2 separate regions of the Homo sapiens genome follow, and region 1 is linked to region 2. The links are chromatin contacts, found by Hi-C or POLR2A ChIA-PET in ENCODE. All regions are on one chromosome and are shown on one strand. Each heading gives the region's core, a stretch centred on a gene start or an enhancer-like site at or near the end of the contact. The rest is flanking DNA. Distances are from core to core; before and after follow the strand shown. Region 1 holds the start of TBC1D14 (TBC1 domain family member 14). Region 2 holds the start of SLBP (stem-loop histone mRNA binding protein).

Region 1 (4,807 bases), core at 1,725-4,224, 5.2 Mb before region 2:
TAGGCAGTTGACAAGATTAGGGGAAGAAATCCACATAAAGCCCTTAAAATCGTGCCTGGCACAGGGAAAGCCCTGGAAAATGTTGGCTGGTGTTACTCTTTCCTGGACACGGATCGGGCCAGCCAACTCAGTCCCACTATTTTAGCAACCAGTTGCATAAGCAAGGCCAGACACAGCCAGTCTGTGTCTACAAGGCCACAATGTACAGCTTCTTCCTGTCACCAGTCTCTCTCCTCACACCTGCCGTGTGATACTGATGGAGCTCTGGGCCTCAACTTCCCCATCTATAAAACCAAGTGACTAGCCAAGCAGATCAGTCCCTGAGAGCCTTCCAGATGGACAATCAAGAATTCTAAACCACCCGGGCCCAAGAAAATTTATTTTTTATTTTTTTATTTTTTTTATTTTATTTTTATTTTTTGAGACGGAGTCTAGCTCTGTCACCAGGATGGAGTGCAGTGGTGAGATCTCGGCTCACTGCAACCTCCACCTCCCGGGTTCAAGCGATTCTCCTGCCTCGGCCTCCCAAGTAGCTGGCACGCACCACCACAACCAGCTAATTTTTGTATTTTTAGTATAGACAGGGTTTCACCATGTTGGCCAGGATGGTCTCAATCTCCTGACCTTGTGATCCACCCACCTCAGCCTCCCAAAGTGCTGGGTTTACAGGCATGAGCCACTGCGCCCAGCTGAAACTTTATTTATACGTGGTCCTAAAACAAATGTTAAGCTGGCCATGGTGGTGCGTTCCTGTAACTGCAGCTACTCGGGAGAATCGCTTGAGCCGAGGAGTTCAGATCCAGTCTGGACAATATACCATGACCCCATCTCTAAAAAAAAATTTTTTTAAAGTTAACAAACACATACTCACTTTCCTAAAATCCTGTTGCGTTATGTATTAATGTTTATACTGACAACAAATCTTTTCCAAGGTCTCAAAGACTCCCCAAGCAACCCCCGACCTGCACGGCAGGCATCCCCTGTGCTGAGGCTGGGACTCAAGGTTAGAAGCTCTGACCAACGGGAGAGAGAGATTCAAACAAGCTGCTCTGACTAGCTGTGTCCCCACTTTGAGAGAGGCCTTCTATAGCGCACCAGCTAAGCAATCAACCCAGAGTAGAGGAGGGAAGGTGGAGGCATGAAAGACAGGAATTCACCCACTAAACGGGGAGTGGGGTGGAGACAGCGGACCCAATGCAGAGGAACTGCAGGGGCTAAAGGAACACAGGGGAACAGCAGAAGCCAGGAGAGGCAAAGCCCAAGCTGAATGTGAGAGGGTAGGCTGGGGGCAGACGGTGAAAACTCAGTTGCACAAACAGGAATCAGGCCCAGCTCGGTGCAAAGTGCTGGAACAGCGGAGGATACCGAGGTGAGCAGAGCCTGGCCCAGTAGCCTGCCTCAGTTTGAATCCCATCTCTGACTCTCCCCATGTGGGTGGCTCCCAGCCAGTTACTCTGTCTCCCTTAGTACCAGCTGACACCCTTGATGTTTCCCAAAAGGTGTTTTCGCCCAATGACCCTGAGCACCAAGTTCATGCCAGGCTCTCATTAGGACTGGGGATCTCATTAGGATTGCGGAGCCCACAATCTCAAGGGGTCAAACACACAGCAAAGAAGCAGTAAGAGGGTTGGTCGGAGGGGGGAAGCCATACCCAAACTGAGATATGGGTTGGTACTGGCCAGATAAACTGGGCAACAGGAAGTGTTCTAAGACTGCTGTAAGGACTAGCCCGGTCCAGACAAAGCAACCACCAGTTTCCAACAGGCAACCCACCGCTATAAAAGCTAGGCAAGACAGCAACTAGGTGCCAACATCCTACAATACTGGGGACAAGACAGTGAGCATTTTGTCCCCAAGACACCACCACGACTACCCTCCTCATCTAGCCTCAGTGCGTGAAATAACCAAGGTGATGCCCAGGGACCTCCAGTAGGGGCAAAACGCACCGGTGCCTATAAAACCTTCCCAAGCAAAGCTTCCAATTCCACGCTAGAGAAAACGGCGTCCTATGCAACTTTAGGACAGAAACGACTTCACGTGGCCTGGTCAGGCGCGGTCACCCCGGGGCTCGCAGAGGCTGGCTCTGGAGTCCACAGGGTCATTCTCCTATCCTCCTGACCAGCTGTTCCCATCAGGACCGCAACCCACAGCCTAGAGAGACTCCTGGCGGGAGGGAGACCAGGAGTCCCCGGACTTACTCCTCAAGGCAGCTACCCCGGCCCCGAGACAGTCCCCGGGCCAGGGTCTTCGCGGCCCGGTAATGGGAGGCTCCAAGGCGGAGGCAGAGAGATTCCCTAGCCCAGGGACAGACGGTTCGCGTGGGTGGAGGTCCAAGGAGGTCAGGGCTCCGAGATGAAAGGGGGTTTCGCGGGTCAGGGGCTCCAGGGGTAGAGGGGTCAGAGATGAAAGCGGGGTCAGGGGCTCCAAGGAGGAGGGTCCGCTGCCTGGGGACTGAGGGTCCGAGGTGGAAGGGGGCTCCGGGGTCGGGGTCTGGCGCACCGAGGCGCCTCTTCTCAGGCCGGGAGCCTCGCGTCGGAGTAGGAAAACTTTTCGTCAAGTTCCGTAAAGGAGCGGGACACAGCGCGCGCCTCCGCGAGGGCCGCCGAGTCCCGAGAGTCGCCCCCGCCCCGGAGGCCCCGTAACGGCACCCCGGGCGCCACGCACGCGCTGCCCTGGCGTGCAGGAGCCGCGGCCGCGCGGCGAGGGACACCCAGCAGGACCCGCGCCCGGCGACCTGCCTCGCCCCGGCCGCTCCCCGCCTCGGCCGGCGCTGCAGCAGGTGGCGGCCCCGCGCGCCCTGCCCTCCCTCGCGGCCCGCGGCCCGGCCCTCGCGGGAGGCTCTCAGTACCGGAGTTAGCGCGGCTCCGACGCCATCCCCGGGACCCGTGGGCCCGCAGCCCAGGCCCCGCGGGACCGGCAACTCGCGCGACGAGGACGCCGGGCACGCGGTAGGCAGCGGGTCCGACCCGCAGGTGCGCGCGAGCAGCCCGCGGCGAACAGCGGCGCGCACCCTCGCTTCGCCCCGCCCCCTCGCCCGCCCCCTGGGCACGCCCCCACGCACTTGCGCCCCGCCCCCTGCCGGCCCGCGCCCGTTCTTCCGCCCGTGCCGCCGCGTCTGGAGCTCGGCGCTCGCCCGGCTGTCCCTCTTCCGGGGGCCGCCCGCCGCGGGCCTCCGGAGCGGCGTCGCCGGCCCTTTTTTTTTGCCGGAGAACCAACCGGAGTGGCGAGGAGCTGCCTTGAGCGGGCCTTTGTGCCCGCAGGGCCCCCACGGACATCCGACAGGGGGCCCCTTACCTGGTCGGCTCCACCCGCAGCCATCTTGGAAGTGGGAAGCGGCCGGGAGGGGGAAGGGGCTCGAGCGGGCAGGGCTCAGGCGTAGGGAGCCGAGCGGCGGAGCGCATCGATGGGGCTCCCCTGCCCCGGCCGGTGTGCGGGAGACGGCCCGGGCCCCGCCGCGGAAGGGAAGCTTTGCGTGACACCGGAGCTCAGGCCCCGCCGCGGTGGTCTTGGGAGCGGCGCCGTGGCGTCCTCCCAGCCAGCCTCAGTCTCTTAATCTATAAAGGGCTTTTCCGAACGTTCTCTCTTATCGCGCTGTGACACGGTGCCTGGCGCTGTAGTTCCCAAACTGGTCTGCACTTTAGTATTGCCTGCGGAGCTTTTAATATTCTGAAGCCCAGGCCGATTAAGTCACAGTCTCTGAAGATGAGATGGAAGCATCATCAGTTTGGGAAGCTGTGTAATGTGCACGCGGGTTTGGAAGCCACTGGCCTGGCGTTATCTGCATATTTGGCCTCAACATTGCACAAACTCCAGAGACGGGATCTATGATCAGAGCCATTGTACAAAGCGGGAAACGGGCTCAGAGATGAAGCCCTCCGCCCAAGGACCCGGGTGGGTCAGTAGCTGAGAGGGGCAGAAGCCAGGTTCCCTGCCCCAGAGCCCTCCATGAGCTGGTAGAGAGTATGTGAGGAGCCCCTGTTGACGGGCAGTGGGTCTCCATTCCCCTTCTAGGCTGTGGGTTCCATGAGGAAAGCCGGGCTTATCTTGTTTACTGCTATTTTCCCTGGGCCTGGCAAATAGTTGGTATTTGACGTTATTGGGTTGTCGTTAGACTCTGGGGACTTGAGGGCAAGAGGAGAGACCCAGCGCTGGGAGCCAGAAGTCCTGGATTTCCACTTGGCTTTGGCTCCTGCCAACCAGGAGCCCTGAGGGTTGTCACTGGCAGATAAATTACCAGAGAGGAAACCCGGGAGAGACTGACTGCAGCCCAATCTAAGGGAAGACTCAGCCACTCAGAAAGGTCAGGGGCAGGAGGAGTTTCCGCATTACAGGAAGCATCTGGAAGCATGAAATGGAAGATTTGTCTCTACTGCGGTCGTTAGGGATGGGCTAGGGAACCCCGAACTTGGGTCTCCTCTCCAGCTCATGGCTGTAAAAACCCTGAGCATCTATGAGATATGACGCAGAAGCAAGAGAGATTTTTAAAGGCGATCTCTTGAAAGCAAAAACATTAACATCCCTCGCAGTGCTGCATCACAGAAACTTTATAAATGCTTAAATTTCTGGGGGTTTTAAGTAAAAATAATACGAGGCCTCCTTCATACCTCTTAAAACAAGGCCTCCCCAGCTTTTTCTAAGTAAACCCTAGTGGAAAAGTACAGACTGCTTCAGTCGTGACTTAATTAGCAATTTAATGCGTTGGATTAATAGATCTGCTTGGGGCTCCCAAATCCCTTCCAGCCCTAATTCCGAGTCTTAGGGTCTAAAACCCTACAATGACAAGGAACCATTGTTCTGTATCCAGAAC
Region 2 (4,561 bases), core at 1,296-3,795:
GTTTATGCTGAATGGGTTGGCTAAACATGCATATTCAGCAGGTGACAGGAGGAGCTATGAATATTCATGAAGGCAGTCCTGACGCATGCATCCTGAACAAACATACAATCCACATTCACTTTGGGGTGGAGACTTAACATTTAAAATGTATTATAATGAGGTTCTACACAGGCCAGAAGTGGTCCATCACTGTGGTCTCTTATCTGGACCAAGTTACTGAAATCAGTCTCTTGTCCAATGAAACTGTAGTTATGGCTGGTGGAATAGGGGCTGGGGGATCAGTCAGCATCCGGTGGAACTGCAAATTGGTTTTTATTGTTTTGAGACAGGGTCTTACTCTGTCGCCCAGGCTGGAGTGCAGTGGCGCCATCTGGGCTCACTGTAGCCTTGACCTCCCAGGTTCAAGGAATCCTCCCACTTCAGCTTCCGAGTAGCTGGGATCACAGGCACACACCACCATGGCCGGCTAATTTTTTTGATTTTTAGTAAAGATGAAGTCTTGCTATGTTGCCCAGGCTGGTCTCGAATTCCTGAGCTCAAGCGATCCTCCCACCTCAGCCTCCCAAAATGCTGGGATTACAGGTGTGAGCCACAGTGCCTAGCCTTTTTGTTTAAGTTTTTTGTAAAGATAGGGTCTCGCTGTTACCCAGGCTGGTCTTAAACTCTGGACCTGAAGCAATCCTTTTGGAGGCTTCAGCCTCCCAAAGTGTTGGGATCACAGGCATGAGCCATCATCTCGGCCACTGCACTGTTCCAATATTGCTTAGCTCAAGGCCAGTGCTTATTGAGCTACTAAGAGGAAAAGAAAAGCAGTGTGGCAGTAGGAATATAGTTTAAATGTAGGGTGTGTGACTTAACCCTTGCCTGGCATGACCTTAGGTCCTATTCATAATTTGGTATCTTATTGCCACTGGTGTCCCCTTGACCGCAAGGGGGTCCATTCAGTTGTTGGGGGCTTAGGATTTTAATTTTTTTTGAGACAGAGTTCTGCTCTTGTTGCCCAGGTTGGAGTACAGTGGTGCAATCTTAGCCCACTGCCTCCCGGGTTCAAACAATTCTCCTGCCTCAGCCACCCGAGTAGCTGGGATTACAAGCATGCGTCACCATGCCAGGCTAATTTTGTATTTTTAGTAGAGACAGGGTTTCTCCATGTTGGTCAGGCTAGTCTCGAACTCCCAACCTCAGATGATCCTCCCGCCTCGGCCTCCCAAAGTGTTGGAATTACAGGCATGAGCCACCGCGCCCTGCCAGGATTTTATTTTTAGTTTACAGTGTTGAGGGTTATGGGATGCCCAGGGCCTGGGGAGGAAGGGGACAGGATGTGTCCGTCCTAGTCTGAGGATGACTTTTTTGAGTTCAAAAGGGGGCGGTGGACGCACCAAGGCACAGTCCTGAGGGCAGCAGGTGCAAAAGTCCGGCCCTCCCAGAGGTGTAAGGCCTTAGAGGGATCCCAAGCATCCCTGGGGCTCAGCCTCCTGGACCTGACCCCACTGCCCACTCTTTTGGCTGGTTCCACTCTCCCCTGCATCCCTCACGTTGTCCCCAACAGGAAGCTGTGGGAACCTGTTCTCAGGTGTAGTGCACCCGTTGGGGTTCTAGTTGGCTGGATCCGCGGGGCCGTCAGCTGCAACTGTGACGGCGGGGAAGCGGGACGGGATGGTGCGGATCTACAGGACCTCGCCTCCAGGTGGAACCTACCTGCTGAGCCAGGGATTCTTCAGGATACAAACCCAGTCAACTCCAGGCAGAGGGTGGGAGCGTCATGCACCGGCGACACAGTGGAGGACGTCATGGACGGGCAGGGAGGCAGCGGCAACCGAAACTAGCGGCTCAGTCGGTGGCCGGTGTGCGGTCAACGGCCAGGGCAGTGGGACCGGAAAGACTCAGTGTAGTTGTCAACTGTTGCGACCTAAAAGGTTACTCCAAAACTTTAAGCGGCTCAAAACAATAGACGGCGCGTACGGGGCCTGCAGCGGCCACGGGACCGTGGGAAGCAGTCAGTACCCGCCACAGGCCGCGCCTTCCGGGTTCCGGGTTCCGGGTTCCCGCCAGGGAGGAGACACGCCCCCACCTGGGCAGGAACCAAGCAGAGCCGCGCTCCACCCAGGCCGGAACCAATGGGAGATGCGCCACGACCCAGGCCGAGAAACGTGCCGCTTACCCTTCCCCCACGACCTGCGCCGCGTCGCGCGCGGCCGAATCTCCCGCCAAAGCTGCCCCCGCCCGCCAAGGCGCGACCTATCAGCGTCGCAGAGGCCCGCGGCGGCCCGGCCGCCTCAATCCCGCGGGTGGGGGCAACCTTTTCCTCAGGCCTCTCCTCAGCCCACGGCGTCCATCTGGCTCCCGAGCCGAGGGCCGGGCAGTCGGGCTTCGCGGCTGCCCGCGGTCCCGAGGCCTCGCCCTAGCCCCAGTCGGCTCGCGAGGCGCGCACAGCTGAGTGGACCCCTGCGGCGTGGCCCGATGGTCTCGCCCGACCCGGCGCGCGCGGGAGGCCGAGGGGCGGGGCCCGGCGCCCACATAAAGGCGGTTGGGGGCGGGGCGCGCAGAGCTCGTGAGCGCCGGCGCGGGGACGCGGGTTTCTGCCTCAGGCCCTGCCCTGCTCTACTCTGCGCTCTCTGCCCGCGCCGCCGCCGCCTCAGCCTCGGCCCTGCGCTGCGCGCCCGGCCCGTGCTGCCATGGCCTGCCGCCCGCGAAGCCCGCCGAGGCATCAGAGCCGCTGCGACGGTGACGCCAGGTGAGGCCGGGCTGCGCGGCGGGCGAGGGAGCGCGTGCCCCGTGGGGCGGGGGTTGTGCGGGGCCGGGGTGTGGGAGGGCGGAGGTTGTAAGGCGGTCCCGAACCTCCCGTGCCCAGCCGACCGCGTCCCTCCCCGCAGCCCGCCGTCCCCCGCGCGATGGAGCCTGGGACGGAAGCGCAGAGCCGACGGCAGGCGCTGGAGGCCCGAAGACGCCGAGGAGGCAGAGCACCGCGGCGCCGAGCGCAGACCCGAGAGGTGGGCGCGGGACCCGGGGGTCGGGGCGCGGTGGGGCCCTTGACGAGGCCGCGGGCTCCAGGGACCTCGTCGCGCTCTCGCGGTGCCGGGATCGGTCAGGTCGGCACCCTGCGTCCTTTTATCTTGGTCTCCGCGCGGCCCGTGGACTGGGGCGGCCGCAGCAGGCCTGGGAGGCGCTGGAACACTCCGGAAGCCTCTTGCCAGGATGGGAGTCAGCTGAACCGGCGTCAGCCCGAGTTAGCCAGTTCGAGTCTGTGTTGTGCTCCCGGGAGAGGTCAGGGTCTCTGACGAGCTTCTCGTGAACACGTGGAAGTCAGGGACACCCGAGTCCCGAGGAGAAGTGAGTTGACAGGGCTTACCTGCTTGGCCATTTTCTGGGTTAGGCAGTGTGCAGGGAGGGTGGAGATGCGAGCGAAAGGAGGGCTTGATGGGGTGGGACGGCCGAGGAGGGTCTGGAGGAAATAAGCAGGGGTGCCAGTGGTCGTAGTGGCGGGGCTTTTCGGGGCTGTGGTTAGAGAAAACTTCTCGAGGGGCTTTGGGGTGGCTCGTCCCGCACTGGGGGCTTGTTGCTCCTGAGTTCCCTGAAAGGCGTGGTGACTTGGCCGAGATGGAGCAGTGAAGGTGGAGGGAAATGCGTGGTTCGGGATAGGCTTCTGAAGGCAGGACCTGTGAGACTTGCTGATGGGTTGGGGATGGGAGGCGTGAAAGGAAAAAAAAAAATCGGACCCAACTTCACTGTGCCAAAAGGAAAAAATTATGCTGAGCGCGGAATCATGCAAGAAACTACCTTTGCGTTACTTTTTTTTTTTTTTTTTTTTTTTTAAAGACAGGGTCTCACTCTGTCTCACAGGCTGGAGTGCGGTGACGCGATCTTGGCTCACTGCAGCCTCCCCCTCCCGGGTTCAAGTGATTCTCCTGCCTCAGCCTCCCCAGCAGCTAGGATTACAGGCGCATGCCACCGCGCCCGGCTAACTTTTTGTATTTGTAGTAGAGACAGGGTTTCACCATGTTGACCAGACTGGTGTCGAACTCCTGACCTCAAGTGATCCACCCACCTTGGCCACCCAAAGTGCTGGGATTACAGGTGTGAGCCACCGCGCCCGGCCACCTTTGTGTTTCTTTTTTTTTTTCTAAGCAGATACCTACAGATACAAGATTAAATATCTCCACGGGTGAACTCTGTTCACTTTAAGTGGCGACTTACTGAGCACACTAGGAATACATAATTGACTATTCCCCTACCTGCTCCTTTTCTCTTGGAACATGTAGATCTTTCTCCTTCAACCTACTTTTCTCTTTTAAATATTGAAGCCCTGACAGTCATCTCTGGAGAAAGGCACAGACCACAGACTCTTTCTGTAATTTCGTGTTCTTCTAGGTATGTCCTTAACATTAGCTAAATTCCTAAAGCAATTGAGACCTGTCTCAGACACTTTTTGGTTTACACAGGAAAGAGGCATCAAGAATGACTCAAGCCTTTAGGTCTGAACGCTGTTGATTGGGGCCATTTGCTAAGATAGAGAAGATGGGCTGGAGCAGCTAGGCATGGGAAGTTGTGAGGCTTGAGAAGC

Evidence for each region. A loop is a pair of places that touch in the nucleus more often than their neighbours do. ChIA-PET counts read pairs that join two places held with the same protein, here RNA polymerase II (POLR2A). Pooled maps may share reads with other maps.
Region 1: a loop to region 2 is called in a pooled map, with 11 times the contacts of the local background. The contact joins the promoter of TBC1D14 here to the promoter of SLBP in region 2. A Hi-C loop is called at or near these places in 3 of 50 pooled maps. POLR2A ChIA-PET finds 5 or more read pairs at or near these places in 2 of 52 experiments (BJ and CD8-positive, alpha-beta T cell).

What each region holds. Positions count from the first base shown.
Region 1 is chr4:6,907,993-6,912,799 of GRCh38, reverse strand. It overlaps TBC1D14 (TBC1 domain family member 14), which reads right to left and starts at 2,974. Exons shown (of 14, transcript NM_020773.3): 1 at 2,849-2,974. RefSeq lists an enhancer at 2,238-2,307 and a silencer at 2,548-3,607.
Region 2 is chr4:1,710,303-1,714,863 of GRCh38, reverse strand. SLBP (stem-loop histone mRNA binding protein) reads left to right here and starts at 2,545. Exons shown (of 8, transcript NM_006527.4): 1 at 2,545-2,734; 2 at 2,874-2,990. The coding sequence starts at 2,676. RefSeq lists an enhancer at 1,709-1,998 and silencers at 2,129-3,038, 3,049-3,168.